2 separate regions of the Mus musculus genome follow, and region 1 is linked to region 2. The links are chromatin loops, found by intact Hi-C in ENCODE. Cell type or tissue: heart. All regions are shown on one strand.

Region 1 (8,000 bases), 88 kb after region 2:
CTTGATCCTAGAGCATGAGCCATTGGAGTTCTATTTATGAAATTTCCCCCCCCCCCCCCCCCCGTGCCAAGGAGTTCAAGGCTCCTTCCCACTGTCTTTTCTATTAGATTCAGTGTATCTGGTTTTATGTTGAGGTCCTTGATCCAGCTGCTAAAGTGCTTGTTATACAAGCATGATTACCTGAGTTTGGATACACATACTCAAGGAAAAGCTGGTTTTGTCATGAATCTAGGGTAAAGCTAGCACTGGGCAGGTAAATGTGGGAGAGGATGGCAGGAAAGCCAAATATCCTGAGCTTACTGGACAATCAGGATAGCCAGCCAGTCAGTGAGCTCTGGTTCCATAAGAGAGACCTTGCCCGAAAAAATAAGGTAGAATGTGGTAGAGTGGCCATGTCTTAAATCACAGTGCTCAGGAAGAAGAGGCAGATGGATCTTTTGTGAGTTCTAGGTCAACCTGGTCTACATAGTTCCAGGTCAGCCAGGGCTATATAGAGATATCCTGTCTCAGAAAACAAAAAAGCAAAACAAAATAAAATCTGATGGGCAGAAATAAGCCTAATATTGATTCCTGTCTTATTAATTAATTAATTAATATTGATTCCTGTCTTCTATAGCACCTGTATACATATACACATCCACTCACACACCCTGCACACATACACAGCAAATATTTTGTACTGAAAATTATTTTATGATGGGCAGAAATAAGCCTAATATTGATTCCTGTCTTATTAATTAATTAATTAATATTGATTCCTGTCTTCTATAGCACCTGTATACATATACACATTCACTCACACACCCTGCACACATACACAGCAAATATTTTGTACTGAAAATTATTTTATGTGTATAAGTATTTTGCTTGTATGTACATATGTGTGCCACATGTGTGCTTGATTGACCAAGAAGTTTACAAGAAGATGTCAAAATATTTGGAACTGGAATTATGATGGTTGTGAGCCATTACATGGGCAATCAGAACTGAAACCTTATCCTCTGCAAGAACAAGTTTTTAACCACTGATCACCAGTCCCCCTTTTTATTCATTTTTTAAATAATTCAGTCAGGTGTTGATGGTACATGCTTGGAACCCCAGCACTCAGGAGTTTAAACCAGTCTAGGCTACAAAGTGAGCCCCTGTCATAAATAAACAGGATAGTATTGACTTCTGTGGTAAGAGTAAAAACAAAGAGTCATCTCTATCTCAAAGTATAATATTCATATTTAAAAATATATTTCTGGAACATATGTACTCGGAGTATTCCTCAAATTTAAGGAGTGCTCCTATCCTTTAGTCTTTCTATTCATTAGATTGTGAAGTCTAGAAAAGCATGTGTGTAGTTACATACATACATACATACATACATACATACATACATACAAACATATGTGTATGTGATAGCTGTCTGTGATTCTGGTGAGAACTCATGACCTTTTACAGGCTAGACAAGCTCTCTAGAGTTAAATACTCACTTGGAAGCATGCATTGAAAAGATACCATTTGTTACCCTTTTATCTATTTTAGGTAGAGGAATTATGGATTAGTGATATGCTTAAATTCTACTTTAGTCATTATTAGGATTGCCTATGTATTTTCTTTGCATTTCTTTATATTGATTGCATATTTCTAACTTTCATTAAAGTTTTTTTTTTTTTTACTTAGCTTTTCAATATAAGTCGTTTTCTCTCATAAATCTTACATGTTGAATATATTATTCTGCTTTCTAGGTTAAAGAAGAGATGCTATTTGAAGCATTAGTTACAAGGAAGACGGTGACAGTGGGAGAAAAGCTTATTTTACCATATAAACTGGCAGAGGTATGATTTTCTTGTGCACAAAGTATTTTGAATATTCTAGAATAGAGTTTCTAGGGGGTTTTCCTTTCCCCTTTTTAAAAGTGAAGCTGACATTAGGTAAAATGTATTAATTAAAATATTTTCTAGGAAAACTGAATTTCCCATACATTTGAAAGCTTAAAATTTTGCGTGGCTTTATATTTACTTACATATTAAAATGTAATAAGACAAAACAAAAATTGTCACATTGAAGTGACAAGCCAGCAGCAAGAAAAGAGTCCAAGAGAAGGCTTAAAAATCAGAGACCCACTCATTTGCATACTTAAGAGTCCAATAAAAACACAAATTTGAAGACCATAGAAGACCTGGTACAGGCCCTGTGTATGCTGCTTCCGTCTCTGAGTTTCATGTGTGCTTTGCTCATACTGATTTAGAGAACCTTCTTTTCTTCATTCCCATTGGCTCTTACAGTATTTCTGCCTCCTTTTCCACGGGGAGGGATTTGATGAAGACATCTCATTTAGGGCTCAGTGTTCCAAGGTCTCTCACTTTGTGTCTGGCTGTGGGTCTCTGTATTTATTTCCATCTGCTGCAGAAGGAAACACTGATGATGGCTGATTTTTTGGGTTTTTTTGTTTGTTTGTTTGTTTGTTTGTTTTAAGACCAGTATATTTGGTTTACCCTAGGTTCCTGGGATTTCTAGTTCTTGTTCATTCATGCAGGGTTAGGTATGGATTCCATGTTGTGGAGTAGGTGTTAAGTCAAATCAAATATTGGTTAACCCCACAAGCTTTGTGCCAACAATGCCCTACCATATCTTGCAGGCAGGATACAAGTGTAGATCCATGGGTTTGTGGCCAGCTTGGTGTTTACAGTTCTCCTTTGGTAATTTGCAGAGTACCTTTCTGTAGCAGAGACTTGGTGTGGTTTTAAATAGTAAGCTTTCATTTTTTTTCCTCAAGGTTCTTTGATAAAAAATAGTTATTAATTTATGCGTATCGTTGTTTCGTCTGCATTTATGTCTTAGTAACGTATGTATGCAGTGCCTATGGAATACAGAGTTAGAGACGTGTGAGCTGCCTTGTAGGTGCTGGGAACTGAATCCAGGTCCACTAGAAGAGGAGTCAGTGCTCTTAACCGCTGAGCAGTCTTTCCAGTCCCTCTTAAGGATTTTAATTTTTGTTTATCTTTCCATCCTATTGAACTGTGGATCTGGTATATATTAGATAAGTATTCTACCACAGAACTAAATCCCCAGCCTCTCTTAATTATTCTATTTCATTTTAATATTGTAGGGCAAACAGATGATAGATAGAATTATAATTGAGAGCAATATTTCACCCCAGCGGTTATTTCTTCTTCCTTATTATTTTTCCTTAGTCATTTTCTGCTCAGCATACTTTGTCTTATTTCCTTTTTTTTTTTTTTTTAACTGCTGGCCAGTCTTTTAAAGTTTATTTAACATCCTTTTTGTTTCTTACTAAATTCTTTGTTTTTCTTTTTTCTTTTTTCCTAAAAATACAAAAAACAAAGGAACAAACAAAAAAACCTCACCAAAATCCATGGTGGGAACAAAGCTATTCGTGGCAGCTAAGAATCAGTGCATATCACAAGAAAGGATTAGGGCAAGATATAATCCCCAAGACACACTCCAGTGACCCACTTCCCCCCTCCAGGCACCTTTTATAGTTCTCCCACTTCTCATAAATCCATCAGTGGAATTAATTATTGATTCCATTAGAGTTCTTATAATATTATCTCTGCAGATGCCCCTGTGGACACATACAGACATGTAAATTTCTAACATCTCAGTCATCTTAAGTCCAGTCAGGCTAGTAGTGAACATTAACTGTCACAGGAGGGAAATATGCACAGCATGTCTGTAGGGAATTGGATATTTGAGGGCCATGCTAGTCACTGAAGATAAGACCAGAAGCTACGATAGAAGATGCTTTTTGTGCAGAGTGGTGACATGCTAATCAAAGGAAAAACAAATGTCATTTGAAATGACCAGTAAGACTGAGTAATGACTTAAATAATGGGAGACATGGTAGAAATGGATATGGTAGGCCAGACTGCATAGCATATGGAATGACTAGAGAGTATAGCATGAGGTAGAAGTTACAGGGCTATAAGTATAGACTAATTTGGTAGTTTGGTGTGTGTGGATTTTTTTTTAATTTTAAGATTTATTTGTTTATATATATGAGTGCTCTATTGTATACTGTCATGACTACATGACAGAAGAAGGCATCAGATCCCATTATACATGGTTGTGAGCTACCGTGTGATAGCTGGGAATTGAACTCAGGACCTCTGGAAGAGCCAGCCAGTGCTCTTAACCTCTGAGCCATCTCTTTAGCCTCTGTTACTGTATCTTATTGAAATTATTACCATTCTACTTTGCACTTATGATTCTCTTTGTGTTTTGTAGGCTGTGACAGTGAGAAACTCCATGGCTAAGTCTTTATATAGTGCTCTGTTTGACTGGATAGTGTTTCGTATTAATCATGCACTTCTGAATAGTAAAGATTTGGAACAAGATACTAAGGTAAAGATCTGTTGTATTATATTTTACCTGAAGACTATTTAATAAACTGGTGAGTACTTGAACTTTTAAGGGATAGAATTATGTAGTTGTATCAACTTAGTTATTTATTTTTCTATTCAGGTTAACCATTTTGTGTGTCTTTGCACATATTTACATGCTATGAACATTATACACAGAGTTGTATATTAAAAGTAGAAATAGAAACAAAATCAGATTTTGTATTGTTTTAGTGTTTGCTTTCCATATAAAAACTCTTCAAATAGATTTCTGTAAAAATACATTTTAACATAAGATTTCTTGGACTATATCATTATATATTTTAATAATTGTGTAATACTAGCTGGGCATGATGGTTCACACCATTAATCCCAGTACTTGGGAGACAGAGGCAGGTGGATGTCTGGGTTTGAGGACAGCCAGCAGGTCGACTGACAGAGAGAGTTCCAGGACAGTGAGGGTTACACAGAGAAATCCTGTCTGGAGTGTGTGTGTGTGTGTGTGTGTGTGTGTGTGTGTGTAATTGTAACAGTTAGTGTGATTTTTACCTTAGATGGGCTAATGAGAGAAACTATCCTTCTGTCTCATTTGTTGCCCTGCTTTTTGGGAATGAAAGTCAAACACTTGTTATGTTTTTCTTAATCTTGTTTCTCCTCTGTATTATTTATTTATATCTCGGTTGAATTTTATCTTTCTACTTTTTTCTTTCTTAGGAGCTATTGTGAACATTTTGGAGATTTAGTTTGATGCATACTGTTTTCTCTCTTAAGTACTTTTAAAATATTTACTCATGCTGTAAGTTTCTGTTCATCCATTCTGTCATTCTTTTATCATCTTTCACTTACACATTTACTTATAAGAAGGTTTCTTCCAGCCCAAGTTTATAAAATATTTAGTATTATGCTTTTAGAATTTTTTTAAATTGGAACTTTTGTTTTGTTTTTGTTACTTTTTGAAATAGGGTCTGTCTACATAGCCTTGGATGTCCTGGAGCTCACTATGTATGCCTGACTGGTCTCAAACTAACAGATCTACCTGTTTTTGCCTGTTGTGTTCTGGGAGTAAAGGCATGTGTCCCATGCCCTGCCTTTTGTTTGTTTGCATTTTTAAGGCAAGATATTGCAGCTTAGGTATGACTTGACCATTCTCCTGCTTCTTCCTCGTGAGTGATGGAATTATAGGTATATGCTACCACACCGTCTCTGGATTTTATTTTAATGTGATGGGTTACATACATATAGTTTTAATAATTTCAGGTCCATTTTAATTTTTAATAGCCATTAGTGTCCAGTTTGCTTAATCTGCTTAAAATGTTATTTTTATTGTTTACTCCTACTGACTCAAGGAAAAATTTTTTATATTTTTGAAAAGATTTATTTATTTATCTTATGTCTGTGAATACAAGGTCACTGTCTTCAGACAAATCAGAGGAGGACACTGGAAATCATTACAGATGTTGTGAGCCACCATGTGGTTGCTGGGAACTGAACTTAAGGCCTCTAGAAGAGCAGTTGGTGCTCTTAACCTCTAAGTTATTTTTTCAGCCCCTATTCTTATTTTTTTTTATAGTTCAAGTAGTTCCATAGTTATAAAATTAAATCTCAGTCTTATTATTCAGTGAACTTACTTGTGAAGGACATTATTTCCTTCTATATATCTAGATTTTTCAGTAGCCCCAACTAAGTAAATCTCTCTTGATACATTTTCAAAATGTCCTGCATGTTCATCATAATAGTTTGCTTACTGTGTCTGTTAGTACCAGTGGGGTGTGGGGAGTTAATTCCCTTTCAGAGCTAATGGTGGTTTTCAACGTTACTCATTTTTTGACCCAGCATCCCTATAATGCTCATGCTGGCTTTGACTCACATTCCTCTTGCCTCTGATTCTAGAGTGTTTTGTTTTTCCTTTCTTTACATTGATTGATTATTTGATTGTTTGTATCTGTCTGGAGGTCAGAGGACAACTGGGAGTCAGTTCTCTCTTTCCATGAGGTGGATTCTGCAGCTAGAATTTAGGTTGTCAGGTTTGGAGTCACGTGTCTTTACCTGCTGAGCTATCTTGTATACCTAATTTAATGCTGATTGCAAAATTAATCGTTATTGATACCAAATTAAGAATTGCATAGTTTTCTTGTTATAACTAAAAATAATTTTATCTTGCTGATCTTTGACTTATGTAACCTTTTGATTTTCTCATAACCTGTTGTTTCTGTTCTATCATAGGACTTAAGAATGTTTCAGTTTATTTGGGATTTCTTGACTCTCTCAATTTAAGATAATAGCTCATTCACCCTTTCCAAAGTAGTGCAGAAATTACATATATTCAAATTTGTCTTATTAAAGAAATCCTTACAATGGAAACAAAGCTTACTTCAAGTTAATTTGCCTTTTAACCTTAAGACCCTAAATTATGAGTTCTTAGATAATTAAGAATATCAACTACACTGCTATTGATGAGTTAAGGTGATGCCTCCCTCATCCCCTTTACTACTAAAAATCTAATCTCTTTAATCAGTTCTTGATAACTAATTGTTATTTTAAAATTTGAGAAAAGCTGTTAAACACTGATGTAAATTATCATATGATAACCACTGTAACAGGAAAATAAAATTTGCTCTGATTGCCATTTTACATGTTTAACCATCTGTCACAAGTCAGTTTTCCTAAAAATCCACTCAGTTTTAAGTCCAGTGATTAATAAATATCCTTATATTTAATGTAAATGAGTAAATACCTAATAAAAAATTGGAAAAAAAACAAAAAAAGAAACAAAAAACAAAATATTTCTAATAAATTATATAGGTATCATTGCAGTTAATATTTCTAAATTTAAGAATTATTTTTTAGTTATACATGCATGCGTTTGTGCGTGCGCGTGCGTGTATGTGTGCGCATGCATGTGTGTATTCAATACCACAAATGCCAGAGGTATCAGATTCCCTGAAGCTGTAGTCACTATGATTTTTCTATTACCTGATGTGGGTTCAGGGAGAAGAATGTGGGTCCTTTGCAAAAGCAGTATGTTTTCTTAATCACTGAGCCATCTCTCTAACCCCAAAATTAGAATGAAGTATATTTTCCTATTACAGTAGTTTTACCTGGTGATTTACATCAGTGATTATTTGAATACTGGACAGAACCAGAACTGTTACAGAAAGGAGTATTTTACTACTTGTAATATAAGTAAATTTGAGACTTGTTTTTAAATTAAATTTCTCTTGTCTTACAGACTTTGTCCATTGGTGTTCTTGATATTTTTGGGTTTGAAGATTATGAAAACAATAGTTTTGAACAGTTCTGTATTAATTTTGCTAATGAACGTTTACAGCACTACTTTAATCAGCATATCTTTAAGTTGGAGCAAGTGAGTATCTAAATATATAGTTACCCTCCTGCTTAAACTTTTGAATCAATTTCATAACTGTTTTCTAGCCTGCATTTTGATTCAGACAGTGCATGGTCATATCACTATAAGGAAATGACAAATCAGAGCAGAGCTTTTCAGCTATATTATACAGATTTTTTTTAATAGTTGCCAGATGTATCTGTTAATTTGTGTTTGTTTACATGTATCTTTGGATGAATCATGCATCTTTTTTAATGCACCCTTTTTAAGGGTGTTGTATATCTGTTGCTATCGAGTGTGGTCAC
Region 2 (8,000 bases):
AGCATGTAAACATAGAACCTGAGTTCAGATTCCCAGGAATCATGTCAAGGCTGGGGTACTCATCTGGTAACCTAGCATGGAGGAAAACAGATAGATAGTCTCTGGATCTCACAGAACAGCCAGCCTAGTCAAGTCAATGAACTCTAGATTTACAGAGACCATGTCTTAAAAAATAAGGTGGAAGACTGAAGAAATGGCTCAGGGCTTAAGACCACTTACTCCTTTTGCAGAGGACCCAGGTTGGGTTCCCAGACTCGACAACACACAGCTCACAACAATCTGTAACTCGAATTCCAGGGTATCTGATGCCCTCTTTTGGCCTCCAAGAGCACCAGCACACATATGCTTGGGCTCTGGCTTAAACAACCCCCTACACACACACACACACACACGCACAGGCACAGGCACAGGCACAGGCACAGGCACAGGCTCACACACATGCACACCCACACTTCTGCGCACACAAACACACACAATTCTTTTAAAGATAGAGAGTCCAGGAAGACATCTGATATTGAGCTTTGTCCTTCATCCTCACATGCATGCCAGGGTGTCCCCCCCCAAAGCAACCCTGTCTCAGACAAGATGGGATGCAAGATCTGATCCCAAGGCTGTCCTCTGCTCTCCATGATATCTCACAGCCATGCTCATCCACATTCATACACATGAATTTGCAAAAATAAGTAAATAAACAAAGTTTTAATTTTAAAAAGGTAAACTTGGCCACAGGTGTGCACCACGATAAAGCAGGCCATTTGGAAACTGTTGCTTTGAACTTATAATGAGCTTATGGAATAAAACACTGCCCTGAACTTAGTGTCAGCATCCTCTGTAACTTCTTTTTGTGTAATATTTTATCTGTGAGGTAATTTTATAAAGAACTTTTGTCTAAGAAGATATAAACAGGCTGAGAGAAAAAAATAATCATGGCTGTTGGGGCTCTGCCCCACACACCATATACAACAACAATAATACAATTTTTTATTTTAAAATAAAACTAAATCTAAAGAGGCTAGCTAGAGAAGTGAACAGCAAAAAAACAAATGACCATAGTGGTGGCACACACCTTTAATCCCTCTACTCAGAAGACAGAGGCAGAGGGATCTCTGTAAGTTCCAGGACAGCCTAGTGTACAGAGTGAGTTCTAGGACAGCCAGGACTACACAGAGAAACCCTATCTAAGACAAACAAACAACATCAATAACAAACCAACCCCCCGCCTCCCAAAAAACCCTTCACTGTAGGCTTAGGTTTATCAAAACCTATTTAATAAGGGTTCTTAAATGCTTCAACCTCCCTTCCAGCCCACTGACCAAAAGTAGGGGAGAAGAAAGATTAATATGAAAACAGGGGATGTGGACCTGTTTAGAAGCAGTTCTTTGGGGTGATTCCAAACACAAATCAGTAGTGGCAATCCAGTCTTATCGGCAAACACCAAACACAAATCAATAGCCATGGCTTGATCCAGAAAAAATTGGAGGTTCTGCTGAATCGGCAGAATCTGTGGAAGCCACAAGAAGCAGCTGGAATGACACAAGAAGTTCCTTGGCACTTTTCTCTCTACAAAGTCATGGCAAGTGACGATCAGCAAAGACCAGCAAAGTGTTGCGAGGTGAATCAACAGGCATCCTCCACTGTCGGGTTCTACTTATACTCCTTCCAAACATCACATGTCCTCTCATGTGTCTGCCTCAGCAAAACATCCTCTCATACAACAGTTTCCAGAAAAAAATCACAAAACACAACTGAGTCTGTAAAGAAACCAAAAATTTCCACTTCACACCATCATCACAACAAAAACAACAATAAAACCACCACCACCACCAAACAAACAACAGATAACCCAATGGTAAAATAAGCAAAGGATTTTTAGAAAATAGTCAATAACCAATAAAAAGTGGTCAGCATTTCTACCCCTGTTAAACCCCATGGAGAGGCTGTCACGATGGTTAGGAGGTGCTGCCAAACAGAAGATCATGGGTGTTGCTGAGGCGAGGAAAACACAGGCATGGCTTGCAAGGCCCTGCACTCCTTCCCAGCACCAAGGGAAGGAAGGAAGGGAGGGAGGGAAGGAGGGAGGGAGGGAGGAAGGAAGGAAGGCTGTGACAATATGAATGATTTTTACCTAAACTGAAAAATTAAAAATAGATAACAGAGTAATTTCATTTTGGGATACTGTCTTAGTATGTTTTATTGCTACAAAGCAACACCATGACCACCACCTCAACCCTCATAAAGGAAAACTTATAGTTTCAGAAGTGTAGTCCATTATCATCACAGTAGGAATCATGCAGGCAGACATGTTGTTAGAGAGCTGAGCATGCTACATCTTGATCCTCAGGCAGCAGAAGGGAACTGTGTGCCACACCGGGCATGGTTTGAGCATTTAAGACCTCCAAGCCTGTCCCCCCTATAGTGACACACTTCCTCCAGTAAGGCCACGCTCCCTAATAGTGCCAATGGTCAAGCATTCAAACACATGAATCTATGGGGCCATTCCTTCTCAAATCACCACAAAAGAGTTGAATGTAGGTTGTTCAGTAGTTGCTGAAGCCAAGCGCTTTCTGGGACTAGAAGAAATAAACATTTGGCTATAACTGGAAAATATGGCTGATCAGTTGCAGACTTCTGAAGAACCCAGGGAAAGTCCAAGAAACCTCTGCAGACCACACTCCCACCTCGCATCCCTGGACACAGCAGCATCACAGACAGGGCACACAATCCTAGCTTTCTCAGTTTGTGTCAAGTGAACTAATCTTACTGGCACAAATCACAAGATGAAGATCTGTGGCAGTGCTTGAGTAGAGGGGACGTGGGTCCCAGAGGGAGAGGGACTCTAGTGGAAAGAGGTCTCAAGAGCGAGGGGTGCATCTCAGCCTAGCCAAGATATCATGAGACTAAGAATCTCACCTCTCAGCCAAGCAGTGGTAGCACTCGCCTTTAATCCCATCACTTAGGAGGCAGAGGCAGGTGGATTTCTGAGTTTGAGGTCAGGCTGGTCTACAAAATGAGTTCCAGGACAGCCAGGGCTACACACAGAAATCCTGTCTGGAAAAAACAAAATAAATAAATATCTAGATAGATAGATATCTAGATAGATATCTAGATAGATATCTAGATAGATATCTAGATAGATATCTAGATAGATAGATAGATAGATAGATAGATAGATAGATAGATAGATAGATAGATAGATAGATAGATAGAATCAATCTCACCTCAGGTGCCCACGCAGCCAGTACAACCCTCGCAAATGATTACTGTGTCTGTGTCTCTAGGACACTTGCCACGTGGCCAAGTAGATGAGCTCCCCACAGCTGTTCTGCCACAGAAGTAAGATATGATTAAGAGAAATTACTTCCAGGACGTTTGCCTGAAGACCACCTCAATGCTCCGGCAAGAGGGAGAGAGAACACTAATATCCCACTAGGTGGCAGCAAAGTGCAGCAAGAGGACGTCATTCTCATTGAAAGTCCCTCCCAGTTTATCTCCTTGCTGGGTGAAATCTGGCCCAGGCTTCTGGTTTGTAATGGAAGAACAGACTCTTCAGGCAGGCGATGGGGCCATCTTCCCCCAGTAGAAATAGCTCAACCCTCTGCCCGATCATCGCCTCCTGCCTGCCTGCTCCCGGCATGGAGAAAGGCCGGCAAGCACTTCCACGGGTCCTCTAGATCTTCTAAAGGTTTGGCTGCCAAGAAGGCTGGCTGGTTGATGTGAAGAGCAGGTGTTGTCTGAACAGCATGGGTGGAGCTCCAAGGGTGGGGAGCTGAGTTCCTAAGGACATAGAACTCAGGCTCCCTGCTTCCATCCACTCTTGTTGTTAATAGCATCCTCTCTTTGGGTACTGAATGAAAGAAATTTGGCTCCAGTTGGGTGTGAACCAAGATGTCAACAGCACCCTCCTTCTTCTACTTTACTTAGGGTGGTTTGACATGTGACTGTTACATATGCTTTGTCCACCAACGGTGTGTGAGAGTGGGAGGCATTTAAGCCTCTGAATCCATAACCAGAGAAACTGGAGTCCTTCCCCTTGCATGACTGATCTCCAGATGAGCAGCACCTGGTGCCCAGCGGGGGCCCTGCTTACTGGGCCCCTCATGTGAGCAGGGCTCCCTGACTCCCTGGAATGTGTTCCTTCTTGTTTGGCTCTCAGCACCTGGCTCCCAGCCAAACCTGGAGCTGCTTGGAATGTGATGCCCCCACTTGCTTTTCTCGAAGGATCTCGGACAAGGCTCTCTCTTCTGCCTGGGGGAAAGGCCAGGCCTGGGTGAAGCCTCGTCCCACTGGTGTAAGGGCCTCAGACTCTCCTGTGACTGAACACAGAAGCACTTGGGTGGGGGAAGAGGGGAACACTACAGAGCTGGGTCCCCAGCAGAGCAGAGGCTGTGTCATATTGATATCTTATCCCCTTGGCAGCCTTCTAAATTGGGCTGGAGTGGGCCAAGAGTTACTCACAAGCTGTTCATTAACTTGCTAAAAGCAGAAAGGTTGGCTTGGGCACCGCTTTGGGAAAATGTGACACCCACTGCTCCTGGATTCAGTGGAGCGTGAAGGCGTATTAATTGGTGTAGGATTTCTGATGGAACTTTTTCTTTCCTGCTAGTTCCAATAGCAGACTAATCGGAATGCCTTGCTCTCTCCAACACGTTAACTACATGTGAGCGGTTTATTTAGCTCCTGAGTGTATGCTTCTATAGATACTAGGGTACTGACTATCATGTTTTGAACAGCAGGCCTATACAATGTGCTTTTATGCTCAGCACCTCATTTGACTCTTAAGACAGCCACAGAGCTTTCACACTTGACTGTCAGTACTAAGGCTGATTAAGTCTGAGATATGACATGGGTCCCCTTCAGGGAGTCTAGTGAGGGGCAAGCCAGAGGCATCAGCTAACTTTGGGGCTTATGGGTAAGACTGAGTCAGTGGATAAGTGTGCAGCATGTGTGGGCTTCAAAGCCTGAGTGAGATTTGGATGAGAGGAGAGTCATGTGCTTGTGGGGCAAGGGCAGAAAAGGATGGAGTTGAGAAGGAAGGCAGGGCTCCCGCAAAAGCTCCGAGGATCCAATGCTGCAGTGAAGACCGAGACTTCCTCCAGTCTCTCCAAGCTACGGGAATGACTGCAGTTTCGGAATGATGAATAAGCTGGTGGTTTTACAAGTCTCAGAATAGTCTAGATCAATCGCTTCTTGGCCTTTTATCTATGACCATGTGGAGAGTCTAGATCATGTTCCCCAGTGTCAGTAGCACTTGTGTTTGGGGTTGGATAATTCTTCATTATGGGGGTTGTCCTAGGTAAGATGCTTAGACATATCCCTGGCTTCTGCCCACTTGATGCTGATGTACCTCTTATCCCTGATTGTGACAATCCAAACCCCCCTAACATTTCCAAGTGTCTCTTGTAGAGAGGACAAAACTGTCTCCAACTAAAAATCACTAATCTGGATGCGAGGGAATTAAATTGTCAGGCTTTTAAATTTATTGTTGCCGCTGCTGGTGTGTGTGTGTGTGTGTGTGTGTGTGTGTGTGTGTGTGGTGCTGGAGAGTGAACCCAGGGTCTTGTGCTATACTGCTGAATATACACCCAGCCCCTGAGCTACAACACCCAGCTCAGCAGGTATTTTCTCAGCACTCTGATCAAGTCTATTGACTTTTGGAATAGCTGATAAGCAACATCATCTCTTTGCCACAGGAAATCTGTGGATGCTAAGGAATTTCCGGGCCTAAGAGGTTTCAGAAGTAGGTTGTTCTGAACATCAGAACATTTCCGAACAGACAGATGTGATAGATACTGTCCCGGAGATAAGAGAGTAGCTGAAAGCAGGATTCACTTCCCAGCCGATCTACCCGCAAGCCGTCTTACGCAAGGGCCACTTTGACTGAGGAATGGCCAATCTGACTAAAAGTGGAGAGAGGCAGAATAGGCCGATCTTGCATGTGTTCTGAATGTGAAAGCAAGAGCGCTGGTCAAACCAGAGCAGAACTTAATGACTTCAAGATTTATGGCTCTGGCTCGAAAGAATAGAGAGACAGATTGGAAATGTAGTGTTTGAGGCAGGTGAGATGGCTCAGTGGGCAAAGATTGCCAAGCCTGAGTTAAACCACAGGGACCCAAGCGTGGAAGGAGAGCACCCACGCCTTGAGTTGACATCTGACTGCACCCCTACTGATTAAATAAATACATACGTATTAGAAAACGTTACAATATTGAACATGCTAAATCCGAGACACTTTTTAGCCAAGTGGGGATATTAAATGAGTGATGGGTTAGGAAGCCTGAGTGTAGGGGAGAAGCCTAGAGCTATCTTTTGTGGATTTTTATTTAGGAGACAAGAGTCTCACTATGTACCACTGACTGACCTGGAACTCACAGAGGTCTGTCTTCTTCTGCCTCTCAAGTATTTTGTTTTTGTTGTTTTGTTTTGTTTTTGTTTTTGAGACAAGGTTTCACTCTGTAACCAGCTATCTTGAAACTCACTATTGAGTTGCCTAGATTATTTTGAGTCATGGCAATCCCTCTGCCTCAGCCTCCCAAGTGCTGGTATTACTGTTGTGAGCCACCATACCCTGGCCAGCCATAGGAATATGTCAAGGGAATGGACATGTTAACAGAGCAGGGACTGATGCAGGAGTCACTGAGAGATCACACAGAGCTGGAGGAAGTGGCCAAGGAAACTGGGCAGCACCTGGGGAGGCAGGGGAGAGCCAGAAGGGCTTGCTGTCCTGACAGCTAATTGCCAAACACTGGCACAGAGACGAGGTCTAATGCTAACAAATCTAGTAAAACAAATTTTACTGCTCTCTTTCAACAAATGCTTTTGTTGTTGTCGTTGGATGGGTTCTTATGGCTAGATGGTGATGGTGATCTTTAATCCCTGCACTTGGGAGGCAGAAGTAGGCAGATCTCTGAATTCAAGGCCAGCCTCATCTACAGAGTGAGTTCCAGGACAGCCAGATCTACACAGAGAAACCTTGTCTCAAAAAAACTAAAATAAAAAATAATTAAATTAGCTTTTATTTTGTAGCCTAGGCTGTCCTGGAACTCACTGTGTAGCCTAGGCTGTCCTGGAACTCACTCACTGTGTAGCCTAGGCTGGCCTTTAAGTTGTGATTACAAGATTTACAGGCATGTGCACAATATCAGGGTTCACTCGTGGTTTTTTTTGTTGTTGTTGTTGTTTGTTTGTTTGTTTGTTTTTTTAATTTGGAAGTGACCAATAAGTTTCCAGTCTGGGACTTACAATATTTTACTACTCACAGTCAGTTCTTCCTTTCTCACCCCTCCCCACCCCTGCCCTCCCTCCCTCTTCCTTTCTCACCCCTCCCTACCTCTGCCCTCTCTCCCTCTTCCTTTCTCACCCCTCCCCACCCCTGCCCTCCCTCCCTCTTTCTTTCTCACCCCTCCCCACCCCTGCCCTCTCTCCCTCTTCCTTTCTCACCCCTACCCACCCTTGCCCTCCCTCCCTCTTCCTTTCTCACCCCTCCCCACCTCTGCCCTCTTTCCCTCTTCCTTTCTCACCCCTCCCCACCCCTGCCCTCCCTCCCTCTTCCTTTCTCACCCCTCCCCACCCCTGCCCTCCCTCCCTCTTCCTTTCTCACCCCTTCCCACCCCTGCCCTCTCTCCCTCTTCCTTTCTCACCCCTCCCCATCCTTTCCTTCTGTCCCTCTTCCTTTTCTTTGATTTTCTGAGACAAAGTCTTGCTACATGGTCAGGCTGTCTTGGGCTTTCAGTTCTCCTGTCTCAGTATCCTACATGATGGGATCACAGAAATGCACCATCACATCCAGCTTACACGTGACTCCTGAGACCCATTCCTGTTGTGGCAGGAAGCCCTGACTTCTCAATCTACCAAGGCTCTCCAAGACTGCTTCTGACTTCCTGGGTCAGACTATGCCTGTCCGCTGTCTCCTGGTCCTTGGCTTTCTGTAGCCTTTCTGCTTTCGTGGTTTCTGTGAATAGTCCATGGAGTCAAAGTGCAGGCAAGGATGAGGAGTGTTCAAC

Evidence for each region. Peaks named below come from ENCODE experiments on the same cell type or tissue, not always from the same donor. Only the 100,000 strongest peaks of a DNase experiment are listed, where the experiment ranks them.
Region 1: a loop joins it to region 2, with 2.4 times the contacts of the local background. A loop is called at or near these places in 2 of 42 quality-filtered maps.

What each region holds. Positions count from the first base shown.
Region 1 is chr9:59,807,666-59,815,665 of GRCm38, forward strand. Myo9a (myosin IXa) reads left to right here. Exons shown (of 44, transcript NM_173018.2): 9 at 1,734-1,823; 10 at 4,237-4,353; 11 at 7,579-7,713. Among named protein-coding and RNA genes, the nearest start is that of Myo9a, 60 kb to the left of the region's middle. In heart, no CTCF peak of the experiment used is centred here; no DNase peak of the experiment used is centred here.
Region 2 is chr9:59,719,843-59,727,842 of GRCm38, forward strand. No RefSeq gene overlaps it. Among named protein-coding and RNA genes, the nearest start is that of Senp8, 27 kb to the right of the region's middle. In heart, a CTCF peak has its summit at 3,435 (motif pointing right); a DNase peak (open chromatin) is centred at 3,609; H3K4me3 peaks cover 242 bases; H3K27ac peaks cover 808 bases.